Linked DNA regions of Homo sapiens: region 2 is linked to region 1. The links are chromatin loops, found by intact Hi-C in ENCODE. Cell type or tissue: HepG2. All regions are shown on one strand.

The links. Peaks named below come from ENCODE experiments on the same cell type or tissue, not always from the same donor. Only the 100,000 strongest peaks of a DNase experiment are listed, where the experiment ranks them.
Region 2: it touches region 1 in a loop (11-fold over the local background); 1 of 110 quality-filtered maps calls a loop at or near these places.

What each region holds. Positions count from the first base shown.
Region 1 is chr1:245,044,014-245,048,013 of GRCh38, forward strand. All of the region lies in intron 3 of DRC8 (dynein regulatory complex subunit 8), which reads left to right. It also overlaps the pseudogene RNU6-999P. Among named protein-coding and RNA genes, the nearest start is that of EFCAB2-AS1, 75 kb to the left of the region's middle. RefSeq lists enhancers at 2,517-3,017, 3,018-3,518. In HepG2, no CTCF peak of the experiment used is centred here; a DNase peak (open chromatin) is centred at 1,628; H3K4me3 peaks cover 1,147 bases.
Region 2 is chr1:245,105,368-245,109,367 of GRCh38, forward strand. It overlaps a transcript of DRC8 not described here. Among named protein-coding and RNA genes, the nearest start is that of KIF26B, 48 kb to the right of the region's middle. RefSeq lists enhancers at 1,569-2,069, 2,070-2,570. In HepG2, a CTCF peak has its summit at 2,285 (motif pointing left); DNase peaks (open chromatin) are centred at 1,794 and 2,124; H3K4me3 peaks cover 1,495 bases.

The DNA.
Region 1 (4,000 bases):
TGAAGCGTTCCATATTTTTTCAGGTTATTCTGTATTAAATGCAAAATAAATGCTTTTATTAACAATGACAAAAAGAAAGGTAATTGTAATAAATACAATTTACCACTTCGTAATTACTTTATTATATTTTACTCATACTTTGAGGTTATTTGTGTCTAGTGTATGTGTGGTGGATGTACCATATAATGGTATGCTATTGTCATTTCTTCCAGACTCCACCTTTAGTGATTTCATGTTTGTAATTGGCAGCTTGAAATCGATCTTGGAACAATGGAAATAAAACCACAATGGAAATAAAAAAGGATCCAAATCAGGACTTTTTGCCTATGAGGAGCCAGTGATAACCAGCCCATTACTATATGCAAAACGAGTTTATATGTTTTTTCTCTACTCCAAAAACTTAACAAAAGAAGGAATTATTAAACTTTAAAAAACGATTTTAATTTTATTTTACTACATTGGTTTCAGTTTTTTATTTTATTTTATCATTTATTTATTTATTTTTGAGACGGAGTCTCACTCTGTCGCCCAGGCTGGATTTATTTATTTATTTATTTATTTATTTATTTATTTACTTTTTTTGAGACGGAGTCTCGTTCTGTTGCCCAGGCTGGAGTGCAGTGGCACCATCTCGGCTCTACCTCCCGGGTTCAAGGGATTCTCCTGCCTCAGCCTCCTTAGTAGGTGGGATTACAGGCGCCTGCCACCACGCCTGGCTATTTGTGTGTGTGTGTTTGTGTATTTTTAGTAGAGATGGCATTTCACCATGTTGGTCAGGCTGGTCTTGAACTCCTGACCTCAAGTGATCCACCTACCTCGGTACCCCCTCCCCCGACCCAGCCCCAACAAAGTGCTGGGATTACAGGTGTGAGCCACCATGGCTGGCTTGGTTTCAGTTTTTTAAATAGTTTTTTGAAAAGATAACTTCAATAATTTAAATTCTTTAATAATTTTAATAATGTTAAAAATGGTTTTAAAAGGTTGCTTTAATTTAATTGAATTTATTTATGTTGAGACAGAGTCTTGTTCTGTCACCCAGGCTGCCGTGTGATGGCAGCATCACAGAGCTCACTGCAGCTTCAACCTCACCTGCTCAAGTCATCCTCCCATCTCAGCCTCCAGGGTAGCTGGAACTACAGCCACACACCACCATGCCTGGCTAATTTTACATTTTTTTGTAGAAACAGGTTCTTACTGTATTGCTCAGGGTGGTCTTGAACTCCTGGACACAGGTGGTCCTCCCGCCTCAGCCTTCCACAGTGCTGGGATCACAGGTGTGAGCCACCTTGCCTTGTCACTGGTCGAGGGTTGTGACTGCAAGTTGTCCAGGTTCTTGGCATTTTGAACAAAGAATTGGACAAAATGCCCAGCAAAGCAAAGCAAAGTATGAAGCAACAAAAGAACAAAAGCAGGGATTCATTGAAAATGAAAGTACACTCCACAGTGTGGGAGTGGGCCAGAGCAGCAGCTCCAGGGTCCAGATGCAGAATCTTCTTGGGTCCAAATACCCGCTAGCAGTTTTCCATTGGCCACTTCACGTCCATCTCATGTAAATGAAGTGCTAGCCCACAGTCAGTCTGAATGGTTGCAGAAAGCAGCCAACCAGAGGCTGAAGTGAAGTTACAAAGGTCACACCCCTGTGCAAACAGGAGTTGGTTTTCGCAGCCAATCAGAGGCTAGGGTGAAGTTACAAAGTTATACCTCTGTGCAAACAGACTTGGCAGGCCATTAGTCTGACTGGTTGTGGACAGCAGCCATCGGTCTGACTGGTTGTGGACAGCAACCATTCAGAGGCCGGAGTGAACAAAGATGCAAACGAAGACTCAACCCGCAGTCAGTCTGGTTTGTTGCAGACAGCCAATTTCCCATCTGCCTACCAGAAAAGGTAGTGAGTTTGCAAAGGGAGTAGCCTCTGGTCCTTTTGTTACTTAGGCTGGAAAGTTAGGGTTTTCCTTTCAATTTAGTTCTAGGAAGTCAGTGTGAAATAGCCTTAGGATCCCTGCCTCCAGACCCTATTGCCCTGCCTCAGCCTGGCCTAAAAGCTTTACTTGAATCTTCAATCAATTCACTTAATTCAAAGTTTCATTTAGTAGAAATAGGTTAACCAACCTTAATATTATATATGATTTTATCAATTATGTTATATTTTTGTTTCATTTTCTAGTTCCTGTCTAATGTCTTGTTTTCTTATTTCTAAACTTCTTTCTTTTATTTTCATCATTAAGCTATGAATTTTTTTCCTATCTCCTGTAACTTTCTTTTCACTTATTTCAGTGTTTTTACATTTTTCTCTTCAGCTGTCTCCCTTTGCAGACAGACCTCGATCTCTTTCTCAGAATTAATGGCCTCATATTTTCCTGACCTGTGCTCCTTCTCGCTGTCTCTTTTATTCTTAGCTCACCTTTAGGATCCTCACTACTCCTGAGGCTGAACTGTTAGCAATACGGTTTCCTCCACTGTGGCCAGGATCCCAGCTCCATCCGGATACCATCTGGACATGTGCAGGGCTCACCTGGCCCCTTCTGCTGTTTTCCCATGTCTTTGGCACCAGAAATACGATGCGAGGATAGTGCATAGGATCATTCGGTCATTTTTGCCTCTAGCCCCGTATTTCAGAACATGGGAGGACAAGAGAAGCTCTGAGTCGTTTTTGCTTCTGCTGTAATTTGTTTTTATTCTCATCTCAAGGAATTTGGAAGTCCTTTTGAAATAAATGCATCTCATTTCATTATCATTTGAGGAAAGAGACATTTGAGAGGAAAGGGCGATTAATATTTAAACACCACCTCCCTTCCCCTACCTCATTTGCCCTTGTATTTTTTTCTTCTCACTCGCTCTCTTATATTGCCTTTACTGGGCAACTATGTCAACAAATTGCCACTGAAAGGCACCTGACTGGTGAGCTGCCTTGAGCTGAGGTCAGTGTGATCCTTCAGCTGGGAGCCGCTGCTCCGTTTTAGAGGGCGAGCCATTGCTACCGCTGATGAGCTGAGCCTGGGGCTCAACGAGTCCATCTGAAAAGCCATCTCTCTTCCAGCAGCAGGGAGCCACTCGCAGTGCTGCTTTCATCAGCCTTCGTGAAGGATGAAAAGGGCTTCGTCTTTTCCACACACACTTGACTCCAGCAGCGTGGGGGTTTGGAGCACTGATCTCCCCTACCGTTGAAAACCCACGTGTAACTTTTGACTCTCCCAAAACACAACTAACAGCCTGCTGTGGACTGAAAACCTTACTGATAACATAAATGTCAATTAACACATATTTTATATGTTATATGGATTATCTACTGTATTCTTACACTAAAGTAAACTAATGTTACTTTAATAAGAGAGAACATTAGGCCAGGCGCAGTGGCTCACGCCTGTAATCCTAGCACTTTGGGAGGCTAAGGCAGGTGGATCACTTGAGGCCAAGAGTTCAAGACCAGCCTGGCCAACATGGTAAAACCCCATCTCCACTAAAAATACAAAACTTAGCCAGGCGTGGTGGCGGGCGCCTGTAATTCCAGCTACTTAGGAGGCTGAGGCAGGAGAATCGCTTGAACCTGGGAGGTGGAGGTTGTAGAGAGCTGAGATGGTGCCACGGCACTCCAGCCTGGTCGAGAGAGCTAGACTCCATCTCCAAAAAAAAAAAAAAACGAAAAAGAAAATGTTATTAAGAAAATCATAAGGGGCTGGTGCAGTGGCTCATGCCTGCAATCCCAGCACTGGCACTTTGGAAGGCCAAAGCAGGTGGATCACTTGAGGTCAGGAGTTTGAGACTAGCTTGGCCAACATGGTGAAACCTCGTCTCTACTAAAAATAAAAAAATAAACTTAGTGGAACATGGTGACACGTACCTGTAATCTCTTATTTGAGAGGCTGCGGCAGGGGAATCGCTTGAACCCCAGAGGCGGAGGTTGCAGTGAGCTGAGATGGTGCCACTGCACTCCAGCCTGGGTGAGAGAGCTGGACTCTGTCTCAAAAAAAAAAAAAAAAAAAGGAAGAGAAAATATATTTAC
Region 2 (4,000 bases), 61 kb after region 1:
TCCTTCTTCATTTATGCAGTGGAATTCCTCTATTAAAGATAATTTTCTGAAGACCAGCCTGGGCAACATGGAGAAAGCCCATCTCTACTAAAAATAGAAAAATTAGCCAGGCATGGTGGTGTGTGCCTGTAGTCCCAGCTACTCAGGGGGCTCAGGGCTCAGGGAGTATAACCTGAGCCCAGGACATGGCGGTTGCAGTGAGCCATGATCACACCATTGCGCTTCAGCCTGGGCCACAGAGCAAGACCCCATCTCAAAAAAAAAAAAAAAACAAAAAACAAAAACAAAAACCCAAGATAATATTCTGCCATCAACTATTCGGCTTCTTTGAAATACTGTTTGTTCAGAAAAGGCACAGCAGTTTGCTTCTTTTCTTTAATTTTTCAAGCAAAATATTTCTTGATTTCTCTTGAAAACATGCATTTTTGGCTGGATGCTGTGGCTCACGCCCATAATCCCAACACTTTGGGAGGCCAAGGCAGGAAGTTCACCTGAGGCCAGGAGTTTGAGAGACGCCTGGGCAACAAAGTGAGACCCCATCTCTACAAAAATTTTTAAAAAATTAGCTGGGTATGGTGGCACATGCCTGTAGTCCCAGCTACTGAGGAGGCCGAGGCAGGAGGATCACTTGAGCCCAGGAGTTCGAGGCTGCAGTATTGCACTCCAGCCTGGACAACAGAGCAAGACCCTGTCTCTGGAAAACAAACAGAAATATGCATTTTACTTTCGTAAGTGTGTGTGTGTCATAGGTGGGCCTTAAAATTGCCTGTATCCCTTATGAGACGTATAAGCCTCCCTTTGGCTTGTGTGCTAGCCAAACCACACTTGGTAACATTCTTCTTCCCTTATTAGTTTCTGGTGATTTACAGTGTTTGCATTAGCAGTTACACTGCTCTTTCTGTCACAGTGAATCTCTCTGGGAGGAAGTGAAGTGTTTGGACTTGATTTAATGAAGCTATCACAGACTGATAAAACAGGTTTCAAATATCATAGGGTTATAAGGAAAAAGATGATTTAGAATAATTATTTAGATAAATGATAACAGTACACCATGAATTCCATAATAATTCTGAATATAACTCTTCCCTATGTTAAATAATTAACATTTACAACCATTTAAATATATTTCAATATTTAATATATTTAAATTGTATATTTAAAATAATGTATATTTAAAAATAAGAAAAATGTTCACACAACTCAAACTTGCACCTTGTTATATCTATGTTTCTTCCATTTTAAATTTTGTCATTCATCGATATGAACTGGTTACCAATAAATTTGGATTTGTAAGCTAGGTAGAAAGTTGGGGAAATTTCTGCAGGAATAACCAGGATTAACCAGATAATTTCAAGATTTTCTTGATCTAGGAATTAAGAATTCATATGATATGGTGGCCTGGTGCAGTGGTTCACCCCTGTAATCTCAGCACTTTGGGAGGCTGAGGCTGACGGATCACCTGAGGTGTTTGAGACCAGCCTGGCTGGCCAACATGGCAAAACCCCGTCTCTACTAAAAATACAAAAATTAGCTGGGTGTGGTGGCGGGTGCCTGTAATCCCAGCCACTCGGGAGGCTGAGGCAGGAGAATCGCTGGAACCCGGGAGGCGGAGGTTGCAGTGAGCCAAGATTGCGCCATTGCACTCCAGCCTGGGTGACAAGAGTGAAACTCTGTCTCAACACAAACAAAACAAAAAACAAACAAAAAGGAATTCATATGACATGGGAACTAGAACTATTTCCAAACAGTTGTAATCCGATTCCAAAGAAACCCTGCACTTCTGGTTTCCTGATGATGTCACCCACATAAATGGCTACGTCAAGGAGTCGGTCCTGAGAGCAGCGAGGCAGGAGTGAGGTCGAGTGGGCAGGCGTGAGAGCCGAGCACAGGGGCAGAAAGGAAGACTCTGCACCCAGAAAGCGGAAAGGAGGCAAGTGGGGGACAGGGGTGGGGTCACTGGCCCAGGCACTATGGGACTGCACATCGCACACAACACTAACTTCCCTTAATAAACACTAAGTTAATCTTTACAACTCTTCAGCAAGGCCGTGCACCCCGGGTCCTTCTGTTCTGATCGGAGGACCTCGCCTCTTATTCAGCAGAGAGCGTAGAACCTTTGGCCTCTAACACCGCCAAATCTCCCTTTCACAGACCAACTGGCATCTAAGAGCTCTAGGGGCAGAAGTGCCGCTGTGGGGCACTGATGGGGCAGGGACTGTGGCGCAGGTCACCTCCTGCCTTTGCTGTCTGACGCAGCCTCCCAGGGCTGCTTGCATTTGGCAGGGGCTCCTCCTCCACGCTGCCCTCTCCTGGTTCTCAGTCCTGCTCGGTTTCCAGGCAATCACAGCCCCCTGTGCACCACTCCAGGCACCGGGCTCCTAAAGCAGCCCCTTTTTCAGAGCTACCCTTTAGTTGGTGACACTCTCCACTACCAACCCCAGCCCAGCCCAGATTCCCTCCAAGCACAGTTGTGCTGGGCACAATAGTCATCATCTCTAAGCTTACCTGTGATTTCATCCATCCTCACCTCGTCACCGCTCTCAGAAGCTCCGCGTCCTCCTGGAGGCTAACTCCTCCTCTGCTGTTGTTCCCACTCCGGGCTACCTCCTCACTGCCCTTCCTCCACCAGAGATTCCCTCCATGCTCTCCCCTTGACTTTGTCACCATCCCTGTGCTTATCGCTTTCAGACCACAGTCTTAGTCAAGTCCACCCCGTCTTTTCAAAGAACACCTTCCTTTCCTTTAGACGTCTCTCCCCGTCACCCACCCGTCACCCAGTCTCTCTTTCCCTCCCTCCACCGCCAAGCATTCTGAAGAAATGTTCCCCTCACCCTGAGCTTGCTGCCCCTCCCTTCCATTTCCCAGCCTCCTGCAGTCTCACTCTGTCTCCAGTACTTACTGAGACTGCTGAGGTCCTCAGCGACATGCCCATTGCCAATCCCAGCAGCCTGTGTCCAGTTCTTCACGTTTTTTGAATTCACTGCAACATTGAATGCTTGCCAGTGATGCCTCCTTGCTGAAATTCTTCCTTGGATGAAAAGACACATTGTTTCCGGGTTATCCCTTTTCTCTTTGACTATTGCTTCTATGTCTTACTGAGGCCTCTTTCTATTTCCACCCTTAACCATTAGTGTTCCCAGGATTCTAGCCTCAGCTCAACTTCTTTCATCTCTCCCAGTAGCCTCATTCATCCCCGTGACCCCAGCTACACTTGCAAGGACTCCCAGATCCAAACCTTTGATCCAGCCTTTCACTGAGACATTCTCCAGCTGAATGTTGTGCTGGTCTCTCATATGCAGCAGAGTCTATTCCTCCTCCTCTCAGCTCTCTTTTCTGTCCAACCTAGACCACAGGCATCAGTCTCTAGGACTTGCCTCAGCGTCTCTGGGGTCCCTCCTTCCACTCTACTCCTATAATACGAGATGATTCCAGCCCTCATCCCCTCCTTCCTTGACAGTTGCCATAGCCTCCTAACTCTGCCTCTAGGCTCAGCCCCATCCGATCCATTATTCCTCTGCTTTTAGAAGTATTTTTCTAAATAGATATGGCCATGGCTTGTACCTCAGTATGGGTTTTGTCAAAAGCAGAACCTGAAACGAGGATTCTGGTGTAGTTGTTGTATTTGGGAGGAAACAATAGTATGTGAGTAGGGAAGGAAGACAGGAAAGGGAAGCAGGCCAGTAAAGGGTGTGTTGTCGAGCCAGTTACCTCTGCACGTAACTGGAGCTGAATCTTGCTGGGCAACTCTAGGAGTCTCGTAGAATACATGCCTCAGAGATATCCTGCCTGAGGGGCGAGAGAGCTCGGTTATTTATACTCCGACTCTCATCAGGCAATGAGAGGTGTCAATTCTGTAGCAGTTCATTCCCCTCCTGCATGTACTTGGAGGCAGGGGGCTCATGAACCCCTTAGGCAGTAGAAGTCAAGCCAGCTATTGCAATGGAAAGGCTCAAAGGGCTAGAGAGGGGCACAGATGGAAGGACAGGGACAATCTCTGTCT